2 separate regions of the Homo sapiens genome follow, and region 1 is linked to region 2. Evidence: read pairs that join two places in POLR2A ChIA-PET (ENCODE). Cell type or tissue: B cell. All regions are shown on one strand. Each heading gives the region's core, and the rest is flanking DNA. Links, peaks and the distances in the headings are about the cores only. Region 1 holds the start of HSH2D-AS1 (HSH2D and RAB8A antisense RNA 1). Region 2 overlaps TPM4 (tropomyosin 4).

Region 1 (10,909 bases), core at 1,240-6,239, 53 kb before region 2:
ACGGAGACAGGTGCAGGCCCCCTGACTCCTGGCATCTATAATCTATCAAGCAGTGAAGAGGAGTGAGACATCATTACAAAGGGAGAACGGGGAACGGGTGCGGTGGCTCACACCTGCAATCCCAGCACTTTGACAGGCTGAGGCAGGCGGATCACTTGAGGTCAGGAGTTTGAGACCAGCCTGGCAAACATGGCAAAACCCCGTCTCTATTAAAATACGAAAATCAGCCGGGTGTGGCGGCGCACGCCTGTAATCCCAGCTACTCAGGAGGCTGAGGCACAAGAATTGCTTGAACCCGGGAGGCGGAGGTTGCAGTGAGCAGAGATCGCACCATTGCACTCCAGCCTGGGCAACGGAGTGAGACTCCTTCTCAAAACAAAAACAAAAGCAACAAAGGGGGAACAGAAACTGGGCGCGGTGGCTCACGCCTGTAATCCCAGCACTTTGGGAGGCCGAGGCGGGTGGATCATTTGAGGCCAGGAGTTTGAGACCAGGCTGGCCAACATGGTAAAACCCTGTCTCTACTAAAAATACAAAAATTAGGCGTGGTGGCGGGTGCCTGTAATCCCAGCTACTCAGGAGGCTGATGCAAGAGAATCGCTTGGACCAGGGACGCAGAGGCTGCAGTGAGCCGAGATCACGCCACTGCACTTTAGCCTGGATGACAGAGGGAAATTCTGTCCCCCGCAAAACAAACAAACAAAAAAACACCAGCTGGGTGCGGTGGCTCATGCCTGTAATCCCAGCACTTTGGGAGGCCAAGGTGGGCAGATCATTTGAGGTCAGGAGTTCGCGACCAGCCTGACCAACATGGAGAAATCCCGTCTCTACTAAAACTGCAAAATTAGCCCGGCGTGGTGACACATGCCTGTAATCCCAGCTATTTGGGAGGCTGAGGCAGGAGAATCGCTTGAACCCGGGAGGTGGAGGTTGCGGTTTGCTGAGATCTCACCACTGCACTCCAGCCTGGGCAGCGAGAGTGTAACTCCGTCTCAAACAAAACAAAACCAACGAAAACCAAACAAAACAAAACAAAAAAACAAAAAACCCCAAACAAACAAAAAAATCCAAAGGGGAAACAGGAAGTGGGAACAGCAGTTGCACAAACCCACAGAGGTGACCTAACTGACGTGAAGGAAGGGGCATTTGAGGGTGAGAAGGAATCATCTTGATTTGGGGAGTGCGTAGTGCAGAAAGAGTATATTTTTTTGTAGAGATGGGGTCTTGCTATATTGCCCAGGCTGGGGGAGGGAAGAGCAGGCACAAAGGCCTTGAAACTGAATTGAGCCTGGACAGGCTGGGGTCTCATGGCACGCATAGGTCCACACCAGGACTTCCTCCATTATAAAATATTTTAAAATATTTTTATTAATTGACTAACCTATTTTAGAGACAGAGTTTCACTCTGTCACTCAGGCTGGAGTGCAGTGGTATGATCATAGCTCACTGCAGTCTTGAACTGCTGGACTCAAGTGATCCTCCTGCCTCAGGCTCCCAAGTAGCTGGGACTACAGGCACACACCACCACACCTGACTAATTAAAAAAATATTTTTTTTGGAGATGGGATCTTGCTGTGTTGCCCAGGCTGGTCTCAAACTCCTGGGGCTCAAGCGATCCGCCCACCTTGGTTCAAGTGACTCTCCTGCCTCAGCCTCCTGAGTAGCTGGGATTAGAGGTGCCCACCAACACGCCTGGCTAATGTTTGTATTTTTAGTAGAGACAAGGTTTCACTATGTTGGCCAGGCTGGTCTCAAACTCCTGACCTCAGGTGATCCACCCGCCTCAGCCTCCCAAAGTGCTGGGATTACAGGTGTGGGCCGCCGTGCCAGCTTAAAATTCTATTTTACAACTGTGTTGGCATTAAGACCGATGTGGTCCAGGCTGGATTCCTTATTGTATATTTATTATTAGGATGTTCAGTTTTTTTTCTTCTGATTTTAAATAAGCTGAAGCCCTTTGGGAAGTCCCACACAGCACTTGGGTCCTGGGTGCAGGCCCTGTGTGCCTAACAGATTGGCCAGCTCTGGCCGTGTGCTCGTACCCCAGGCAGACAAACAAAACTACTTCCTCCTCTCCTTTCAGGCAGAAAGGGCCCAGATCCTACTGGGGGCCTCCCCAAGGGCCTATTGCCCTGGCCCAGCTGGGCTAGATAACCCCAGGCTCACCCTGGGTGCCTCTCTCACCCCCCTGCTCCTCCTCGGCAACAGCAGCACCTCGTCTGCCCTCTGTGGTCAACAAGGTCTAAGCAGGAGACACGTGGAGCCCTGCTTCTCACTCACCTGCTGTGTGTCCTAAGGTGAGTTGCTCAGCCTCTCTGAGCCTCAGTTCTGCATCTGTGCAATGGGCATAATAGCCCTCCTTAATCATGTGAAGATGCTAGGAGAGGCAACTCTCCAGCACAGCACATGGAGATGAGTTGGGAGTGAGAGAATCAGGACTCTTTGTTGTGACTTAATTCAAGCAAGGCCTTTGTGTTTGCCTGGGGGAGACTCTGGCTTGGGCCTCAGACCTCATGGGCTGAGCTGCCTTGGGCAACTCACTTCACCTCTCTGTGGCTAATCTCTTTTTCTTCTTCTTTTTTTTTTGAGTAGGGTCCCCTCACTCTGTTGCCCAGGCTGGAGTGCAGTGGTGCAGTCTCAGCTCACCACAGCCTCTACTTCCTGGGCTCAAGTGATCCTCCCATCTCAGCCTCCTGAGTAGCTGGGACTACAGGAGCACCACCACCACGCCTGGCTAATTTTTGGATTTTTGAAGAGATGGGGTTTTGTCATGTTGCCAGGTTGGTCTCGTTCAAGTGATCCTCCCGCCTCAGCCTCCCAAAGTGTTAGGATTACAGGTGTCAGCTGCTGCATCTGGCCTTTTTATTTTTGAGATGATGTCTTGTTCTATCGCCCCGGCTGGAGTACAGTGGTGCGATCTTGGCTCACTGCAACCTCCACCTCCCGGGTTCAAGCGATTCTCCTGCCTCAGTCTCCCCAGTAGCTGAGATTATAAGTGTGCACCACCACTCCTGGCTAATTTTTATATTTTTAGTAGAGACAGGGTTTCACCATGTTGGCCAGGTTGGTCTTGAACTCCTGACCTCAAGTGGTCTGCCCACCTTGGCCTCCCAAAGTGCTGGGATTATAGGCCTGAAGTATTTATTTATTTATTTTTATTTTTTATTTTTTTGAGACAGGATCTTGTTCTGTTGCCCAGGCTGGAGTGCAGTGGTGCAAGTACAACTCACTGCAGCCTCAAACTCCTGGCCTCAAGCGATCTACCTGCCTGGACTTCCCAAAGTGCTGGCATTACAGGCATGAGCCACCGGGCCTGGCCTTCACTTCACTTCACTTCTCTGATCCTCCTGGGAAAGTCTGACCATCGGGGCTCTTATTTGCATGGGGTTTAGAGTTTCCAGGAACATGGGGGTACGCTGGCCCAGCTCTAGCACAGTCCCCTAAGACCTCACCACAAACGGCCCAACCTCGCTTCCCCTGACCTGCTTGGGTGATGTGGTCTCCCACAAACTAACGTCTTCCTTTCAGATGTCGCAACAGAATCACCCCCACACCCCTCAGTGTCCGCAGGCCTCGGCCCGCAAACGGACATGCGTCCCCCAGAGGAAGGAAGGGTGTGGAGGGGAAAACGAAGGTGCCCTGATGGGGAGATAACGGGGCTAGAATTCCAAGGCCCCCTCTCTCTGATACCAGGTTCTCCAGGGAGACAGATCTGGGCTTCTCAGCAGAGGCCGCAGCTGGTAAGTGGGCCATTCACAGATTCACGTGGGGTGGCTCTTGGGGGAGGTGGCCACAATGCCATCTTAGTGCTGGGAAAATGCTGGGCCCATACATGTCAGGGAGTGGGGAAGCCCTTAGGCTCTGCCAACACTGGGTTTGATGCGATTCTTTTTAGAGACAAGGTCTCACTCTGTTGCCCAGGCTGAAGTGCACTGTGCCATCATAGCTCCCTGCAACCTCAAACTCCCGGGCTCAAGTGATCCTCCCGCCTCAGCCTCCCAAGTAGCTGCAATCACAAGCTCACACCACCATGCCCGGTTAATTTTTCAATTTTTATTTTGTAGACAGGGTCTTGCTGTGTTGCCCAGGATGGTCTAGAACGCCTGAGCTCAAGCAATCCTCACACCCCAGCCTCCCAGTGTTGGGATTATAGGCATGAGCCACTGTGCCCAACCCTGGACTTGATGTAATTTTATGATTTTAGCTTCCTACAATGCCTTCATTCTATTCATTCATTGATTTCACAAACACTGGCTGAGCCCCAGCTCTGGATGGGCACCATGCTAGATGCTGCAGATGAAGCAGAAGGCAAGATCGGGCCGGGTGCTGTGGCTTATGCCTGTAATCCCAGCTCTTCGGGAGGCCGAGGTGGGCAGATCACCTGAGGTCAGGAGTTCAAGACCAGCCTGGCCAACATGGGGAAACCCTGTCTATACTAAAAACACAAAAATTAGTTGGGCGTAGTGGCTCATGCCTGTAATCCCAGATACTCAGGAGGCTGAGGCAGAAGAATTGCTTGAACTGGGAGATGGAGGTTGCAGTGAGCTGAGATCATGCCACTGCACTCCAGCCTGGGTCACAGAGTGAGACTGTGTCTCAAAAAAAAAAGGCAAGATTGGCATGGTCCCCACCCTTCTAGGGCCCACAGTCTATGAGGAGACAGATGCTGAATGAGTTCACATGCAGGACAGTCAGGCAGAAAAGAAAATAGCAAGGGCAGGCTGGGTGCGGTGGCTCAAACCTGTAATCCCAGCACTTTGGGAGACTGAGGCAGGCAGATCATGAAGTCAAGGGATCGAGACCAGCCTGGCCAACATGGTGAAACCCTGTCTCTACCAAAAATACAAAAATTAGCTGGGCATGGTGGCGCACGCCTGTAGTCCCAGCTACTCGGGAGGCTGAGGCAGAAGAATCGCTTGAACCCGGGAGGCGGAGGGTGCAGTGAGCTGAGATCTTGCCACTGCACTCCAGCCTGGGCAACAGAGCGAGACTCCATCTCAAACAAACAAACAAAATCAGCACGGGCAAAGGCCCTGTGGTAGGAAAGAACTTGGTATGTCTGAGGCACAGATGATGACAGCTAAGGTGTCCAAACGGTGGAAACAACCCAAATGTCCATGAATGAATGAATGGGTAAACAAAACGTGGTTCCATCATCCACACCATGAAATATGATTCAGCCACAGAAAGGAAGGAAGCACTGCTCCATGCTACAATGTGGATGAGCCCCAAAAACATGATGCTGAGAGAAGCCAGACACAAAGGCCACCTAGTGCATGATTCCATTGATATGAAATGTCCAGAACTGGCTGGACACGGTGGCTCACACCTGTAATTCTAGCACTTTGGGAGGCCAAGGTGGGTGGATCACCTGAGGTCAAGAGTTTGAGACTAGCCTGGCCAACATGGTGAAACTCCATCTCTACTAAAAATACAAAAATTAGCCAGGCGTGGTGGCGGGACCTGTAATCCCAGCTACTCGGGAGGCTGAGGCATGAGAATTGCTTGAACCCAGGAGGCAGAAGTTGCAGTGAGCCAAGATTGCACCACTGCACTTTTCTTGGGGAACAAGATGAACAATGGTGGTCATAGTAATAACAGGGTGGGTGTGGTGGCTCACACCTGTAATCCCAACACTTTGGGAGGCTGAGGTGGGAGGATCACTTGAGGCCAGTTCAAGACCAGCCTGGGCAGTGAGACACCATCTCTACAAAAAAGTAAAACAATTAGTTGGGTGTGGTGGTATGCACCTGTAGTACCAGCTACTTGGGAGGCTAAGGCAGGAGGATCACTTGAGCCTGGGAGGTTGAGGCTGCAGTGAGCCATGATCCCACCACTGCACTCCAGCCTGGGCAACAGAGCAAGACCCTGCTTCTTTTTTTCTTTTTTTTTTTTTTTGAGACGGAGTCTCGCTCTGTTGCCCAGGCTGGAGTGCAGTGGCATGATCTAGGTTCATTGCAACCTCCGCCTCCCTGGTTCAAGTGATTTCTGGCTAATTTTTGTATTTTTAGTAGAGACGGGGTTTCACCATATTGGCCAGGCTGGTCTCGAACTCCTGACCTCAAGTGATCCACCCACGTCGGCCTCCCAAAGTGCTGGGATTATAGGTGTGAGCTACCGCGCCCGGCCGGATGACCCTGCTTTAAAATAATGATAATGATGATGATGACAGTGATGAGGACAGTGATGATGCTGATATCAGCCTATTCTGTCTCTGTGCTCATTATGTATGTACCTGTGCCTCCTCTGGGATCCATCATCTCCCTGGCTCTTCATAGCCATCCTATGAGGTGGAAACTATGATCCCCCCTATTTTGCAAGAGAGGAAACTAAGTTCAGTTGTTGAGGGCATGTGTCCAAGGCTGTGCCATTGAAACGGCCTCATCTGGGGTAGATACCCGAGATTTGTCATCTCATGGCCATGGAGAACAAGGACGTGGACACACAAGAGTGAGGTTAAGAGAAGCTTAATAGGCAAAAGAAAGAGAAGAGTTCCCTCCTGCAGAGAGAGGTCCTGAAAAAATGCATTGACAGATGCACAGTGAAATGCAGGGGATTTTATAGATGCCTGGTGAGGAGGCAGTGTTTGATTTACATAAGGCGTGAAAGATTGGTTGGACTAGGTGTTATATTTGCATAGGGTGTGAAAAACTGGTTAGGACTAGGTGTGCCATTTGCATCGGGTGTGAATTTCTGGCCACCCCTAATCTTTTATCATGCAAGCGGGTCCTCTGCCTGAGCTGTGCCATGTTGCCCATCCCTTTACTGTACACGTGGTAATAAAAACAGGGAAGATGGAGTCTCCACGTTGGTCTTGCCTGGCACCCAGGCAACTGTTTTCTATTGACGCAGCTGCTGGCATTTCCCCGTGCAAGCTTCTAGCTCGCTTATCTATGTCTGCAGCTCGATTTCTCAGACTGCTTTTTGTTAGAAAAAATAATTTCTTGGGCTGCTTTTTGTTAGAAAAGAAATTCCGCCAAGGACTCTGGTGCCCTCACTATCTGCCTAAATAATTTCTTTCTAGCTCCTCTATCACCGTGGGTCTTGAGTGGTGCTGGGATTCGGGCCCAGGCAGCTCCCTCTTATCCGTGACCCATTAAGGGCTCAGAAGAAAGCCAGGCACAGGATGGGTTCCCAGTCAGGATCTGCTATTCATTGCCATTGGCTGTCACTGTCTCCGAATTTTGCAGTTTTGGACAGAAACTGCAAAGTTTCGTGGAAAGAAAGCAAGTTTCCCAAAGTGGCCATTTATCAGGCATCCGTGGCAGGGGGTGACTTTTGAGTTTTAGTATCAGGATTCAGGGTCCTCCTGAGTGCGTGCTCGGAGGCTCAAGGATAGAGATGACAGAGATTTTGATGGGAGCTAAGCCAGGGACCACCAGGGCAGGCCTCTAGCATGGTCAGGTGGGAAGGGAGTTTGTGGCTGGGGGTTCCCAAACCCACTGAGTTTGCAATGCCTGGGGAGCTGCCCCCTAGGCTGCAGAGGCTGCAGGATCAACCCTGGAAGCTGGTTTCTTTGAGGGAAGAGGATGTCTCCTCCCTTGTGCTCACCCTAGAGGCCATTTGCGTGTCCTTCATTAATTCAATGGGTTCAGGCCACACACAAGCACACTACAGAAGTCCCTGTCCTCATGGAGGTTTTGGGCTGAGTGGGGACAGGGTTGGCAATGAAAACAGGTAACTTCTCATAAATGCTATGAAGATGAGCTAGGAAGAGAGAAGGGCATGACTGGGAGAGGCCTCTGCAGAGGTAGCCCTGGATAACCATGATGTGATGGACAGTGGGCTTTGCACATTTCAGGAGACTACAAGACTAGGGTGTGGCAAGTGCAAAGGCCCTGGGGCCTTCTCAGTGATGAGTGTGGAGTGAAGGAGTAAGGAAGGAGAGGATTGGAGTGGAGTGAGCCAGGAAGGGCAGCCAGAGAAAGAGGAAGGAGTAGGCAGGGCTATGGCTGCAGCGTGTAGAGGCTTGTGCCCCACGGTGAGGGGCGTAAGTTGTATCCCTAAGCCCAAGGAAGACCTGGGGAGGTTTTTTGTTTTTTTTTTGAGAAAGGGTCTTGCTCTGTCACCCAGGCTGGAATGTAGTGGTGTGGTCACAGCTCACTGCAGCCTCCAACTCCTGGGCTCAAGTGATCCTCCCTCCTCAGCCTCCTGAGTAGCTGGGACTACAGGTGCATGCCACCATACTATTTTTTATTTTTTTGAGACGGAGTCTTGCTCTGTCACCCAGGCTAGAGTGCAGTGGCGCAATCTCGGCTTACTGCAACCTCTGCCTCCCAGGTTCAAGCGATTCTCCTGCCTCAGCCTCCTGAGTAGTTGGGACTACAGGCGCGTGCAACCATGCCTAATTTTTGTATTTTTAGTAAAGATGGGGTTTTGCCATATTGGCCAGGCTGGTCTTGAACTCTGAACTCCTGACCTCAGGTGAACCACCCACCTCGGCCTCCCAAAGTGCTGGGATGAGGCATGCGCCACTGCACCCGGCCAATTTTTGTACTTTTTTTTTTTTTTTTTTAGAGATGGGGTCTCACTATGTTGTCCAGGATGGTCTTTAACTTGAACTGGCCTCAAGCTATTCCCCTGCCTCTGCCTCTCAAGGCACTGGGATTATAGGCATAAGCCACACACCCCAGCCCCTGGGGAGAGCTTTAAGCAAGGAGGTGACACTGATTTCAGTTTCGTAAGGACACTCTGAAAATAGTTTGAAACACAGAGGTGAGGACCTGAAACCCATGAGGAAGTGGTCACAGAGGTCCAGGTGGTCGTGGCTACAACTCGGGAGGGGTCAGCTGTGGGCACGATGGGGAAGGCAGGGATGGAGTCCAGGGTCAGGGCTGTGTTATGCTTACGGTGCCGATGAGACATTCAAATTGGAATAGAGAGTGGCAGGTGAAACCGACCTGGGTCTGGCCTGGATTTGCAGCTTGAAAGCCACTGGCCTATCTAAAAGCATAGTGTGTGCAGAAAAGAATGAATAGATCTGAGGCTGCTTCCTGAGAAAGGCCTGCTGGCAAGGTGGGCCTGCAGTTGGTAAAGTTCCCTACGGATATTAAAACTTCCCTACATGCGTGGCTCATACACTTTCTGTACAAGTGATGCGGTTTATGCTAAACCCCTGCTTTCTTTGTAGGAGTCTGGAATCCTGATAAGTGCCAGGTAGAGGGTTCCTATGTGACTGGCTCCATAAACACCTGGGTACAGAACTGCCAACTAGCTTTCACAAAAGACACATTACACACCTGTTGTTACAACTCATTGTTGGGGGAGTTAAGCATGGGGTGTGTGACCCCACTGTGAGAGGATTCTGGATGCTTCTGTCTGGTTGCCTCTGGACTTCACTCTGCATGCCTTTTCCCTTTGCTGATTTTGCTGTGATCTTGGCTGTGAGTACAGCTCTCTGCCAAGTCCTAGGGAATGACTGGACCTGGGTGTGGTCTTGGGAAGGACCCTGGATAGAGTGGAAGGAATGCCCTGGAAAGCCAGCCAGGAGAGGGCCCCTAGAAGGACCTGCCAGGGAGGCAGGAGGGACACAGTGGCCGAGCTGTGTGCCAGAAGCCAGGTGACGCAGGCTCACCATGTTGGCCAGGCTGGTCTCGAACACCTGAGCTCAAGTGATCAGCCCGCCTTGGCCTCCCAGAGTGCTGGGATTACAGGTGTGAGCCACTGCACCAAGCCAGGAGGCTTCTTTTCCCAATTTAGTCTTTTGATGATGGGTGGCATCTCCTCTGAGGTGGCCGCTCGATGGGGTAATCCATGGGCTCTACCATCTTGTCCAGACCCACCCCCAGCACCTGGCCATGTCCGTGTGGCCTACAGGGAAAATGTGGACATAAAAATCCTTGGACTTTAAGATGAGCTTTAATTTGTTTGTTTTCCTTAAGTGCATTTATCGATGTAAACAGAGCATGTTAGAGATTCCCGGGGAGAGCAGACTATTGCTGATATGTTGGTTTTAATTCAAAAGAAACGATGATGCCAATGGTTTGGATTGACAGCAGCTTAAGGAGGAAAAAAAAAAAAAGAAAGAAAAAAAGAAAAGGCTGGTGACACCCCCCTGGCGTGGTTGACCTGGTCCCAGTCGCAGTCCCTATGGGACAGCAGAGCTGTCAAAACAGAACCCAATGATGACGGCTGAAAATCAAGCCAGACTGCTGTGCGGTCAGCTTGCCGCCGTGGAATGCCTTGTGTCTTGGCCATGTCCAGCCAAGGGTACAACGTGCTTGTTCCCGATCACCCAGGTTTGCCATTGGAAGTCAAAGACAGAATCGCTTCATGGCACTACAGATGTGGAAAAATAAAAATCTCAGCTAGAAAGAACGTCCGATTTGGAGATAGCGGGAGGACACGAAGGAGTGGGGGCCATTTTGGTGCTGAGAGGAGGGTGCCCCAACTTCAGGAGGACCATGTGACGGCTGTGGTTGTTTTCGGGGTCACTTGCAGCACACACAGCGTCCCCTTGATGCTCGATGGGGACCGCAGACGGGCCTGCAGACCTAACCCCTGGCTGTGGACAGGAGAGGCTGCTCCAGGCTTCTTTCCTTCTCAATGCTTTACACAGGATTTCCTTCATTTGTGCTTTCCTTTGGTTTAACAGTTAAAAAAGAAGAGTGAGGGGGCAAAATGGTTTGTCACTTGTCCAAAACTGAGAGAAGAGGTGGAAGTGGGCGCCAAATCTCCTGGGTGATGCTTCCTGGTCCTGGCGATCGGTTGCCTTGCTCAGGGTTTGGGAGCTGTTGCTCCTGGAACCACCGCTGGCCTTCTGGGACCTCGCTTCCGTGGTAGGGGACGTGAACCAGCCTCCTGGTGGAGCTTTGTGTTGCAGTGAGGCCACAAAGCAAAGGCCCAGAGGCAGAGGCCTGACACTGGCTGTGGTCGACGGTCACACCTTGACTCCCTCTCTCTCTCTGAA
Region 2 (10,909 bases), core at 2,345-7,344:
CAAGGCTCCATCTCAAAACAAAACAAAACAAAGCAGCTGAGGTATTAGTGGTGTTACATCTATCCCCCTGGCCCGGGGCAGTGTCTGGCATACACACACCAACTGGATTCATTCCTTACACATCCTAGTATCAGATATATGCCAGGGCTGGCACATATGGGAGACAGAGGCAGGTGGATCACTCGAGGCCAGGAGTTTGAGATCAGCCTGGGCAACATGGTGAAACACCATCTCTACTAAAAAAAAAAAAAAAAAAAAAATTACACACACACACTACAGATATATGCCAGGCACAATGCTAGTACTAGGGACACAACTCTGAACAAGATGACATGGTTCCTGTCCTTACAACTTACAATCTAGCAAGGAAGGCATGCAATTAATGGAGTAACTATAATAAATGTAAGAAATCATAATGCCAGCAAAAGTATAGACAGGGCTACACAGCAGAGAAATACCTAACCTAGATGAGAAATCAGAGAAGGACTCTCAGAAGTGATGTTTAAGCAGAAGCTCAAAGGATGAACAGGAGGCCAGGCTCGGCGGCCTCCCAAAGTAATCCCAGCACTTTGGGAGGCCAAGGTGGGAGGATCACTTGAGGCCAGGAGTTCAAGACCAGCCTGGCCAACATGATGAAACCTTGTCTCTACCAAAAACTAGAAAAATTAGCCAGGCACGGTGGCCCACGCCTGTAATCCCAGCACTTTGGGAGGCTAAGGTGGGAGGATCACTTGAGGCCAGGAGTTTAAGACCAGCCTAGGCAACATAGACTGTGCTCTATAAAAAAAAAAAAAAAAATACAGTTTTGGAGTAGTGGCACATGCCTGCAAGTCCTAGCTACTCAGGAAGCTGAGGTGATAGGATTATTTAAGCCCAGGAGTTTGGGGCCTGCAGTGAGCTATGATCACGCCACTACACTTCCAGCCTAAGCAACAGAGCAAGATCTCATCTCTAGGCCAGGTGCAGTGGGTCATGCCTGTAATCCCAGCACTTTGGGAGGGCGAGGCGGGCAGATCACTTGAGATCAGGAGTTCGAGACCAGCCTGGCCAATGTGGTGAAACCTCATCTCTACCAAAAATTATAAAAATTAGCGTGTAATCGGGAGGCTGAGGTGGGAGAATTGCTTGAACTTGGGAGTCGAAGGCTGCAGTAAGCTGAGATCACGCCACTTCACTCCAGCCTGGGTGACAGAGTGAGACCCTGTCTCAAAAAAAAAGAAAAGAAAAAAAAAGGCTGAATAGGGGTTTATCAAGCAAAAGGAAAGCCACACCCAGTTGAGTGAATAGCAGGTGGTGGCTGAGGTGGGAGGATCGCTTGAGCCTGGGAGTTCAAGGCTGCAATGAACTATGATCATGCCACTGAATTCCAGCCTGGGCAACAGAGCGAAGCTCTGTCTCAAAAAAAAAAAAAAAAAAGTGGGGGGTGGAGGTGATGGGAGAACAAAGAATGTCTGTGAAACTGCAAAAGCAGGAGCAAGAATGAGGAAGAGGCTGGGAAATTCAGTGGGGTTCGGCCGTGGAAGTGTGTCCTTTGTTCCCGACGTAGCTGCCACGTAGCAACTGCTTTGGGTGCTGTTTCAAACTAAAAAGCCCAATTCCACCTCTGATCATTGCTATACCTTTGAGATGGTATTTCTGGAGGAACCAGGGGAATCAGGTGAGAGGCAGGCTCTGTATTTATTTATACAACTATGCTCAGATCTCGCTAAGAAGAGCCTCATGTTCTATCTCTATCCTCCTGAGATGGAGATCAAAGATGGTGCTCAGACCCCATGGAAGAGGACTCAAGAGTGTGCAGGAGAAATCCAGCTCTTTCTGTAGGGGAAAAACCCTGGCTGCCAGGCACCAACGCTACTGTTAAATAAAGGGCAGATTCCCCATAACCTGACAGGCTCCTGCATCCCTCGGGAGAAGAAAAGAACAAAGTCCAGCAAGCCACCCTCCAGCTCAAGCCAACCACCTACCTTTTCAGATGCAGCCTCCAGAGATTTCAGATTGTTAGTAACATTCTTGAGTTCTTCTTCCAGGTCACCACATTTTCTGCACAAAGACAAAGGATTTTTGTGTCTTATCTTCCCTTACAGCCGGCAATAATAGCAATCGCCCCAACAATAAATTTTCCAAAGGAGAAACCTACACAGCTCCCCCGGTGGGGGGCAGAAGGAATGTGGGGAGAAAATGTTAATGGATTTTTCTGCAGTGTGATACTATGGGCTTATCAAAGGCTTATCATACCAGGCAGAGGCGAGGTGCGCCCGAAGAGTATTTGGAGGGCTTGGAAAACACTCCTGGTCTTTTGCCAAGGGTAAGGCTGCAAGGACTTGTGAAATCTATGATTGATGAGGCCGACTCCGGAAGGTGTAAGAATGGGACTGAGGGCAGAAGGCGGGCAGAGAGCAATGGGAGTTTGCAGGGGACACTCCGGGAAGGAAGCCCGGAGTGGATTTGTGAAACCAGATCTCTCTCAGCACTCCCGGATGCTCTGTGGGGCTGAATTCCTCACCCGGGGCCAAGAGGACAGGTGTTTTGTTTTTCGGTGCTTGCTTGTGGGATTCTGGTTAAGCTTCTCACCTTCCCGCCAGGAATGTGTCACGGCCAAACACTGACAGGAGCAAAAGCATTTACATACTGACCGGGGGAGCCTGCCTTCTGGAGCAGGTCAGTGTTCTGTTAAGATGGCACAGCCCCCTGAGATATCCTCTCTGGGAAAATGGGACTTCTGGGCTTCCCTGCTGCCTCCTGTCTCACTCCTATTTCCTCATATCTTTGCAGAAAGGGTCAACACGTGGGCAGTGCTTCCCATGGCAGTAAGAACAAGTCACCACCTCTTTGTCACAGAAGCCAAGAGAAAAGATGAGCCATGAGCCCCTGACGCCCGTCCACTTGAGCAGAGACCCCGGTCAGAGCCAATTCCCAACACAGCCAGCTCCTTCCCACTCCGCCCCAGGAATCGAGCCAGCCTCGCTCAGTCCTGTTCTGCCACTCACAGTTCAGACACCTCCGCACGCTCCTCTGCCCTCTCCAGCTCACCCTCCAGGATGACCAGCTTACGAGCTACCTGCAGAGACAGAAAGGCCCAGCTGAGCCCGATCCCCACCAGCCGTGTCCTCTCCCATCCACTGCAGACAGCCCCCAATGATGCCCCACCCAGACCCCTAGACCAGCTGCAACATGGGTTTTTCTGGTGTTTCTTTTTTTTGCAGGGGGACGGAGTCTCCCTCTGTTGCCCAGGCTGGAGTGCAGTGGCACAGTCTCGGCTCACTGCAACCTCCACCTCCTGGGTTCAAGCGATTCTCCTGCCTCAGCCTTCCAAGTAGCTGGGACTACAGGCGCGTGCCACCACGCCCAGCTAATTTTTGTATTTTCAGTCGAGATGGGGTTTCACCGTAGTGGCCAGGCTGGTCTCGAATTCCTGACCTCCTGATCCACCTACCTCGGCCTCCCAGAGTGCTGGGATTATAGGCATGAGCCACCACACCTGGCCTCTTTTTTATTTTTTTATTCTTTTGAGACAGAGTCTCGCTCCATCACCCAGGCTGAAATGCAGTGGCTCAACCTTGACTCACTGCAACCTCTGCCTCCTGGGTTCAAGTGAATCTCCTGTCTCAGCCTTCCAAATAGCTGGGCTTACAGGCATGCACGACCATGCCCGGCTAATTTTTGTATTTTTTGTAGAGACAGGGTTTCACCACGTTGGCCAGGCTGGTCATGAACTCCTGACCTCAGGTGATCTGCCTGCCTTGGCCTCCCAAAGTGCTGGGATTACCGGCGTGAGCCACCATGCCCAGCCCTTTTATGTTTTTGACAGAGGGTCTTGCTCTGTCTCCAAGGCTGGAGTGCAGTGGCGTGGTCAGAGCTCACTGCAGCCTTGACTTCCCAGGTTCAAGCGATCCTCCTGCCTCAGCCTCCCAAGTAGCTGGGACTACAGGTGCATGCCACCACACCCAGCTAATTATTATTATTATTATTTTTAGAAATGGGGTCTCACTATGTTGCCCAGGCTGGTCTCAAACTCCTGGCCTCAGGTGATCCTCCCGCCTCGGTCGAAGTGCTGGGGTTACAGGTACGAGCCACCGCGCCTGGCCTTTTGCTGGCGCTTCAACTGAAAGAGCCATCCTGGGGCCTGGAGGAAATCCTGATTCTCTTCCTCAAGCCTGAGGAGCGAGGCAGACAAGAGGCGGGAGGGAAGAGCCGAGCCATCGAGGGAGGCAAAGGAGGGCCTGAGCTTGCATGGTCTGAAACTCCATGGCTTGGGACCACAATCCTCCATTTTTGCCCAACTGTGCCAAAACTCCCAGCTAACGACACAAGTGAGCTGATCATTCGGTTTTCCCATTACGTTAGACAAGCGTCCGCAGCACTTTCTGGCATCGTGGGAGATAGTTTCCTAGCCAAGTGGTTGTCTCTGGACAAACATATGTTCACGCAGGAGGACAGCTGACCTAACCGAGAGCTTCCTTTCGTTGGCCCCGGTGTCCTCCCTATCTCAGCAGATGCATTTCCTCCCACTTCCTGCTGCTGCGCCATCTGCCAGCCCCACTCACCTCCTCGTATTTGCGGTCAGCCTCTTCCGCAATGTGCTTGGCCTCTTTGAGCTGCATCTCCTGAATCTCCATCTTCTCCTCATCCTTCATGGCCCGGTTTTCTATCACCTTCATTCCTCTGCAAGGAGCAATCTCATCAGGACGGCCGTTCACTCACACCCCTCCACCCACCTCTCATCTATCTTTTCTTTCAGATGGAGTCTCGCTCTGTCATCCAGGCTGGAGTGCAGTGGCACGATCTCAGCTCACTGCAACCTCCACCTCCCGGGTTCAAGCGATTCTCCTGCCTCAGCCTCCTGAGTAGCTGGAATTACAGGCACCCGTCACCATGTCTGGCTAATTGCGTGAGACACCACCCCTAGTCCCATCTCTCATCTAAATGAGTCTCTGAATCTACTGAGCACTGTAACACACTGCAAAGATGGAACTCTGTGCACACATTTCCTTCATCTTGGTTTTTTTTTTTTTTTTTGAGATGGAGTCTCGCTCTGTCACCCAGGCTGGAGTGCAGTAGTGTGATCTCAGCTCACTGCAGCCTCCATCTCCTGGGTTCAAGCAATTCTCCTGTCTCAGCCTCCAGCATAGCCGGGACTATAGGCATGCACCACCGTGACCGGCTAACTTTTATATTTTTAGTAGAGAGGGGGTTTCGCCATGTTGGCCAGGCTGGTCTGGAACTCCTGACCTCAAGTGATCTGCCCGCCTTGACCTCCCAGAGTGCTGGGATTACAGGTGTGAGCCACCGCGCCCAGCCTCCCTTCATCTTTACTACCAGGCACTTTTCTAAGTGCCTTCACTTTCACAACTGCCCTATGGAGCAGGTAAATTATCCACATTTTACAAATGAAGAAACTAAGGCATAGAGAGAGGGTAAGTAACTTAAGGTTACAGAGCTGGTAAGTGGTAGAGCTGAGGCTCAGCCCTTGGCAGTCTGACTCCAGAGTCTGTGCCCCCTTTCTTTTTCTTTTATTTTGAGAGATGGTGTCTCACTCTGTTGCCCAGGTTGGAGTGCAGTGGTGCCCTGAGAGCTCACGGCAGCCTTGTCCTCTCAGGCTCAAGCAATCCTGTTGCCTCGGCCTCCTGAGTAGCTGGGACTATAGGTGTGCACCACTGCACCCAGCTAAACTAAAAAAAAATTTTTTGTGGAGGTGGGGGTTTTGCAATGTTGCTGAGGTAGGAGGATCGCTTGAGCCCAGGAGTTCAAGGCTGCGGTGAGTCGTGATTGCACCACTGCTCTCCAGCCTGGGTGACAGAGCAAGACGTTGTGTATTTATTTATTTTTTTTCTTGAGACAGGTTCTCACTCTGTTGCCCAGGCTGGAGTGTAGTGGTGTAATCATAGCTCACTGCAACCTTGCCTTCCTGGGATCAGGTGATTCTCCCACCTCAGTCCCTTGAGTGGCTGGGACTACCAGCATGCACTACCATGCCTGGCTAATTTTTAATATTTTTTTGTAGAGATGGGGTCTCACTATGTTGCGCAGGCTGGTCTCAAACTCCTGGGCTCAAGCGATCCGCCCGCCTCCCAAAGGGCTGGGATTACAGGTGTGAGCCACCGCACCCTGCCAAGACCTTGTGTATTTAAAACAAGAAAAGAAAAGAAAAGAAGAGGCCAGCCTGGGATAATGTGTCATTGATATGTATCATTCCCACCCAGCACAGAGACCATATGCTTCTTGCTGTCCAATAAATATGTTCACGTGGGGTGTCACCCGTTCTCAGCTAAGTCTCAAAACACCCTCCCCCACCTGTACGAGGTCTCACCCTCAGCATGTGAGCAAGCTCTCTGGGTTATTTATTGCCCCAAAACCCCTTGTAGTACCCAAGAGATCAAAGTGACTTGCCTAAGGCTCCATAGAAAGTGCCAGTGGTAGAAGCTGACTCTAGATCCCCAAGCTTCAAGTATATAATTCTTTCTACTGAGACACAGCAGTCTTTAACAGGGGTGTCACCAAAGGCCTCTGGGGACATGGTGCAAACAAGAGACTGGCCTTCGCAGCCTCCCTTGGTTTGCCAATATGGGAGCCCTCAACGTCAGCATCCAGCCAGGCTGGTCTGACTGTGAACAGCAGCTAACCCAGGCCACAGGCACAGCCAGGAACTCTCGTGACTGGGTCCTTCCACTGCCCCGTGGCTGCCGGAGCTGCCACTCTCTCCCTTGATTCAGTGGCTGAAGCAGAGTCTGCAGTAGCGTCTGTTCCCTCTGCCCTGGCTGTTCCACTACTTGGGAAGAAATTTCCAGCTTGGGTGACATGCAATCTCCAAGATTCCTTAGCTGGTTTCTAATCTCTGGTTAGTGGTCACAGCAGCACAACCAGAAATGCATCTTAAATTAGCTAGGCGTGCCAGCACTTTGGGAGGCCAAGGCAGGTGGATTACAAGGTCAGGAGCTTGAGAACATCGTGGCTAACACGGTGAAACCCTGTCTCTACTAAAAATACAAAAAAATTAGCCGGGTGTGGTGGCGGGTGCCTGTAGTCCCAGCTACTTGGGAGGCTGAGGCAGGAGAATGTCGTGAACCCAGGAGGTGAAGCTTGTAGTGAGCTGAGATCACGCCAGTGCACTCCAGCCTGGGCGACAGAGCGAGACTCTGTCTCAAAAAAAAATTAGCTGGGCATGATGGCATGCGCCTGTAGTCCCAGCTTTACTCTGGAACTCTGGAGGCCGTGGCGGGAGGATCGCTTGAGCCCAGGAGGTCGAGGCTGCAGTGAGCTGTGATCGCACCACTACATTCCAGCCTGGGTGATAGAGTAAGACCCTGTCTCAAAAAAAAAAAAAAAAAAAGAAATGAATCTTTGGGAGGTGTTTATACTGCAAAAGCATGGTGGCTGGCTCAAGTGAGAACTCCGGTGTGAATGAGGGGCAGACGCGATGATCACTGGTCGGGCCCACACCATTGCCACACAAGGAACTCCTTTTCCACCACACACAGACTGCTGCTTCTGTGAATTACACAATCTACCCTCAGTCTTCCAGAGAGCCTGTGCCAAGGCGTGCCAGAGAATGATCTGGCTACCGAGGAGAAGGCACCCTACTGGTGGCTGGGTTGCAGCACAGATACCATGGGCGGGTGAGGAACGTGGTCAGTTTCTTTTTGAGACAGAGTCTCACTCTGTTGCCCAGGCTGGAGTGCAGTGGTGCGATCTTGGCTCACTGCACCCTCTGCCTCCTGGGTTCAAGCTGGGGGATCTTGCCTTAGCCTCCTGAGTAGGTGGGATTACAGGTGCCCGCCACCACGCCCAGCTAATTTGTGTATTTTTAATAGAGACGGGGTTTCACCATGTTGGCCAGTCTGGTCTCAAACACCTGACCTCAGTTGATCCACCCGCCTCGTCATCGCAAAGTGCTGGGATTATAGGCGTGAGCCACGGCACCTGGTGCATGGTCAGTTGCAAGTACATTAACCATGCTGGTTTGCAACTGTCCCTGAAATAGCTGTCACCGTCCAAAAGCCTAAAGCCTGACAGCTCTGCTAACAATCACCTGTGCATCCCAAGTTTCCTTTCCTCCTCTCCACAGTACTCTGCTTTTTTTTTTTTTTTTTTTTTTTTGAGACAGAATCTCATCTGTCACTGAGGCTGGAGTGCAGTGGCACAATCTTGCCTCACTGCAGCTTCAAACTCTTGGGGTCAAGTGATCCTCCCACCTCAGCCTCTTGAGTAGCCAGGAGTACAGGCGTGCACCACCACACCCGGCTAATTTTTGTATTTTTTGTAGAGACAGGGTCTCACCACATTGCCCCAGTTGGTCTTGAACTCCTGAGCTCAGGCGATTTGCCCGCCTCTGCCTCCCAAAGTGCTGGGAGCACAGGCAGGAATCACTGCATCCGGCCTACCTGAAATTTGGTGTCTAGAGAACACTAAGAGGCACTGTGGCTTTCAGAGAAAATACGAGAAGCAGTGCTTTGCAAACTGACCACCATGGACAGTCATACTTGCAGTCTCACATCTGCCCGTTCTGTTTGCCTTTCTGTCTGTCGGAAGTTTCTTTTCATGGTTACCGTAAGGATAAACACCCCTCACTTTATTTTGAGATGGAGTTTTGCTCTTGTTGCCCAGGCTGGAGTGCAATGGCACGATCTCGGCTCACTGCAGCCTCTGCCTCCTGGGTTCAAGAGATTCTCTTGCCTCAGCCTCCTGAGTAGCTGGGATTACAGGTGCCCGCCACCATGGCAGGCTAATTTTTTTGTACTTTTAGGAAAGACGGGGTTTCACCATGTTGGCCAGGCTGGTCTCAAACTCCCAACCTCAGGTGATCCGTCCGCCTTGGCCTCCCAAAGTGCTGGGATTACAGGCATGAGCCACCGTGCCTGGCCACGGATAAACATCTCTACCCATGGAGTGATGGTTTACAAAGTGCTGTCATGCACTTTTTTGTGGACACATGCATGTCCTTGTGACCTTGTTTACTTTCACACCAGCTCTGCGAGGTCGGCAGCATGATCCCCATTTTCTAAAAGCAAACACGGATGCCACCAGATTCAAAGCGTCCTTACCTCTCACTCTCATCTGCAGCTTTTTCTGCCTCCTCCAGCTTCTGCAGGGCCGTGGCCAGTCGTTCCTGAGCCCTGTCCAACTCCTCCTCAACGAGCTGGATGCGTCGGTTGAGGGCGGCCACATCACCTTCAGCCTGGGGAGGTCGGAGGTGCAGCCATGTTAAGAAGTATCAGGCCAGCCACCAGTGGGAGCCTCCCCCATGTCCTGCCCTCTGTTAACCTGATCTTCCCCGTCAAAGCCCACCCAGGAGTCCAGGCCATAGGGAATTTACACTCATACCAAAATTTCAGTATGATCTTCCCGGAAAATGTCTGGGAAAAACATCTACCACTCCATAGCAAAAGATGAGCATCGCCAAGCGTGGTGGCTCATGCCTGTAATCCCAGCACTTTGGGAGGCTGAGGTGGGTGTATCACAAGGTCAAGAGATCGAGACCATCCTGGCCAACGTGGTGAAACCCTGTCTCTACTAAAAATAGAAAAATTAGCTGAGTGTGGTGGCACGTGCCTGTAGTTCCACATGCTCAGGAGGCTGAGGCAGAAGAATCACTTGAACCCGGGAGGCGGAGGTTGCCGTGAGCTGAGATCGTGCCACTGCACTCCAGCCTGGTGACAGAGCAAGACTCCGTCTCAAAAAAAAAAAAAAAAAGCGAGTGTCCCAGTACAAGATGGGTAGTTGAGTCAACATAGGAGTCAAACATACCATGTGCTTTGAGATGAATGTCAGTGCTGGTCTCTCCAGCAACACAATAGACCCAACGTTAGGCTAAGATCTAAGATAGGCTCTTCTCTGAAAAAGGCACACAGTGTTACCACGTAGAGAGTTCTAGGGCTCACTGTGAGATTCTTAGAAAGCAAGGCCATCAGTGACCCGGCTCATTGTGTCCTGTGAGTTCCGCTCCCATTCACCTGAATGGCAAGATAAATGCAAGACTATGGAGCCCTCAGTTAAATGTTGGCCATGCAATTACCAAGGTGGGACGAGGCGGGGGAGCCTCGTTGGAATTCCATCCTTCAATCCGCCTGGCTGAGAGATGGCAGGACAAAAAGATATGGAAAGGGAAAGAAAACTTGGTTGCAGGCATGGAAGACATACCCCAATAGTGTTATTGGCTTTTCAAGGTGTTTTTACCTACAAGAAAGGAAGTACAATGGGAAGCATTAAACCAGGAACTCCAGGGCCAAAAAGTGCTGGGCTGGAATCCCCGCTTTGTCATTTTCTTTTTAATTTTTTTTTTGAGATGGAGTCTTGCGCCGTCACCAAGGCTGGAGTGCAATGGCATGATCTCGGCTTGCTGCAACTTCTACCTCCCGGGTTCAAGCAATTCTGCCTCAGCCTCCTGAGTAGCTGGGATTACAGACGGACACCACCACGCCTTGCTATTTTTTTGTATTTTTAGTAGAGACAGGGTTTCGTCTTGTTGGTCAGGCTGGTCTCAAACTCCTGGCCTCACGTGATCCACCCGCCTTGGTCTCCCAAAGTACTGGGATTACAGGCGTGAGCCACTGCGCCCGACCGTGCTTTGTCATTTTCACAGCCACGTGGTGTTGGGAAGGTTGCTTCCTCATCCTGGCCCTCTCCATCCCAAAGCCTGATTAGTTACCGGACTGCCTTGAGGCTGTAACTCCAGAGGGTGGCGCCGCTTATGCCCAGCAGGTGGGATGTGCCAGAGAAAGGCATCTCTTACTGCCACGGTTTTATTTTACTGCAATTTCATCCTCACACATCGCACCCATTTTACAGGTGAAGAAACCGAGGGGCCCCACTGGGGGAAGTGGTTTTATTCAGTGACTCAGAATTGGTAAGAAATGAATGGCCTCTTAAGACCCACCCAGGGCTCTTCCTTGTCAGAACCTGTCCCCTAGGTCCT

What was found. Peaks named below come from ENCODE experiments on the same cell type or tissue, not always from the same donor. Only the 100,000 strongest peaks of a DNase experiment are listed, where the experiment ranks them.
Region 1: POLR2A ChIA-PET joins it to region 2 with 7 read pairs; 15 of 35 experiments call an interaction of 5 or more read pairs at or near these places.

The regions. Positions count from the first base shown.
Region 1 is chr19:16,132,566-16,143,474 of GRCh38, reverse strand. It overlaps HSH2D-AS1 (HSH2D and RAB8A antisense RNA 1), which reads left to right and starts at 3,560. Exons shown (of 2, transcript NR_199156.1): 1 at 3,560-3,740. It overlaps RAB8A (RAB8A, member RAS oncogene family), which reads right to left. Exons shown (of 8, transcript NM_005370.5): 8 at 9,241-10,909. It also overlaps a transcript of HSH2D not described here. RefSeq lists enhancers at 8-167, 1-349, 448-497, 1,920-1,989. In B cell, for the core only: a CTCF peak has its summit at 2,295; DNase peaks (open chromatin) are centred at 2,134 and 3,544; H3K4me3 peaks cover 402 bases; H3K27ac peaks cover 2,170 bases.
Region 2 is chr19:16,080,176-16,091,084 of GRCh38, reverse strand. TPM4 (tropomyosin 4) reads right to left here. Exons shown (of 8, transcript NM_003290.3): 2 at 9,039-9,172; 3 at 4,545-4,662; 4 at 2,988-3,058; 5 at 1,965-2,040. Among named protein-coding and RNA genes, the nearest start is that of TPM4, 9.1 kb to the right of the region's middle. RefSeq lists enhancers at 4,548-4,597, 9,877-10,604. In B cell, for the core only: a CTCF peak has its summit at 4,575; a DNase peak (open chromatin) is centred at 4,514; H3K4me3 peaks cover 430 bases; H3K27ac peaks cover 1,026 bases.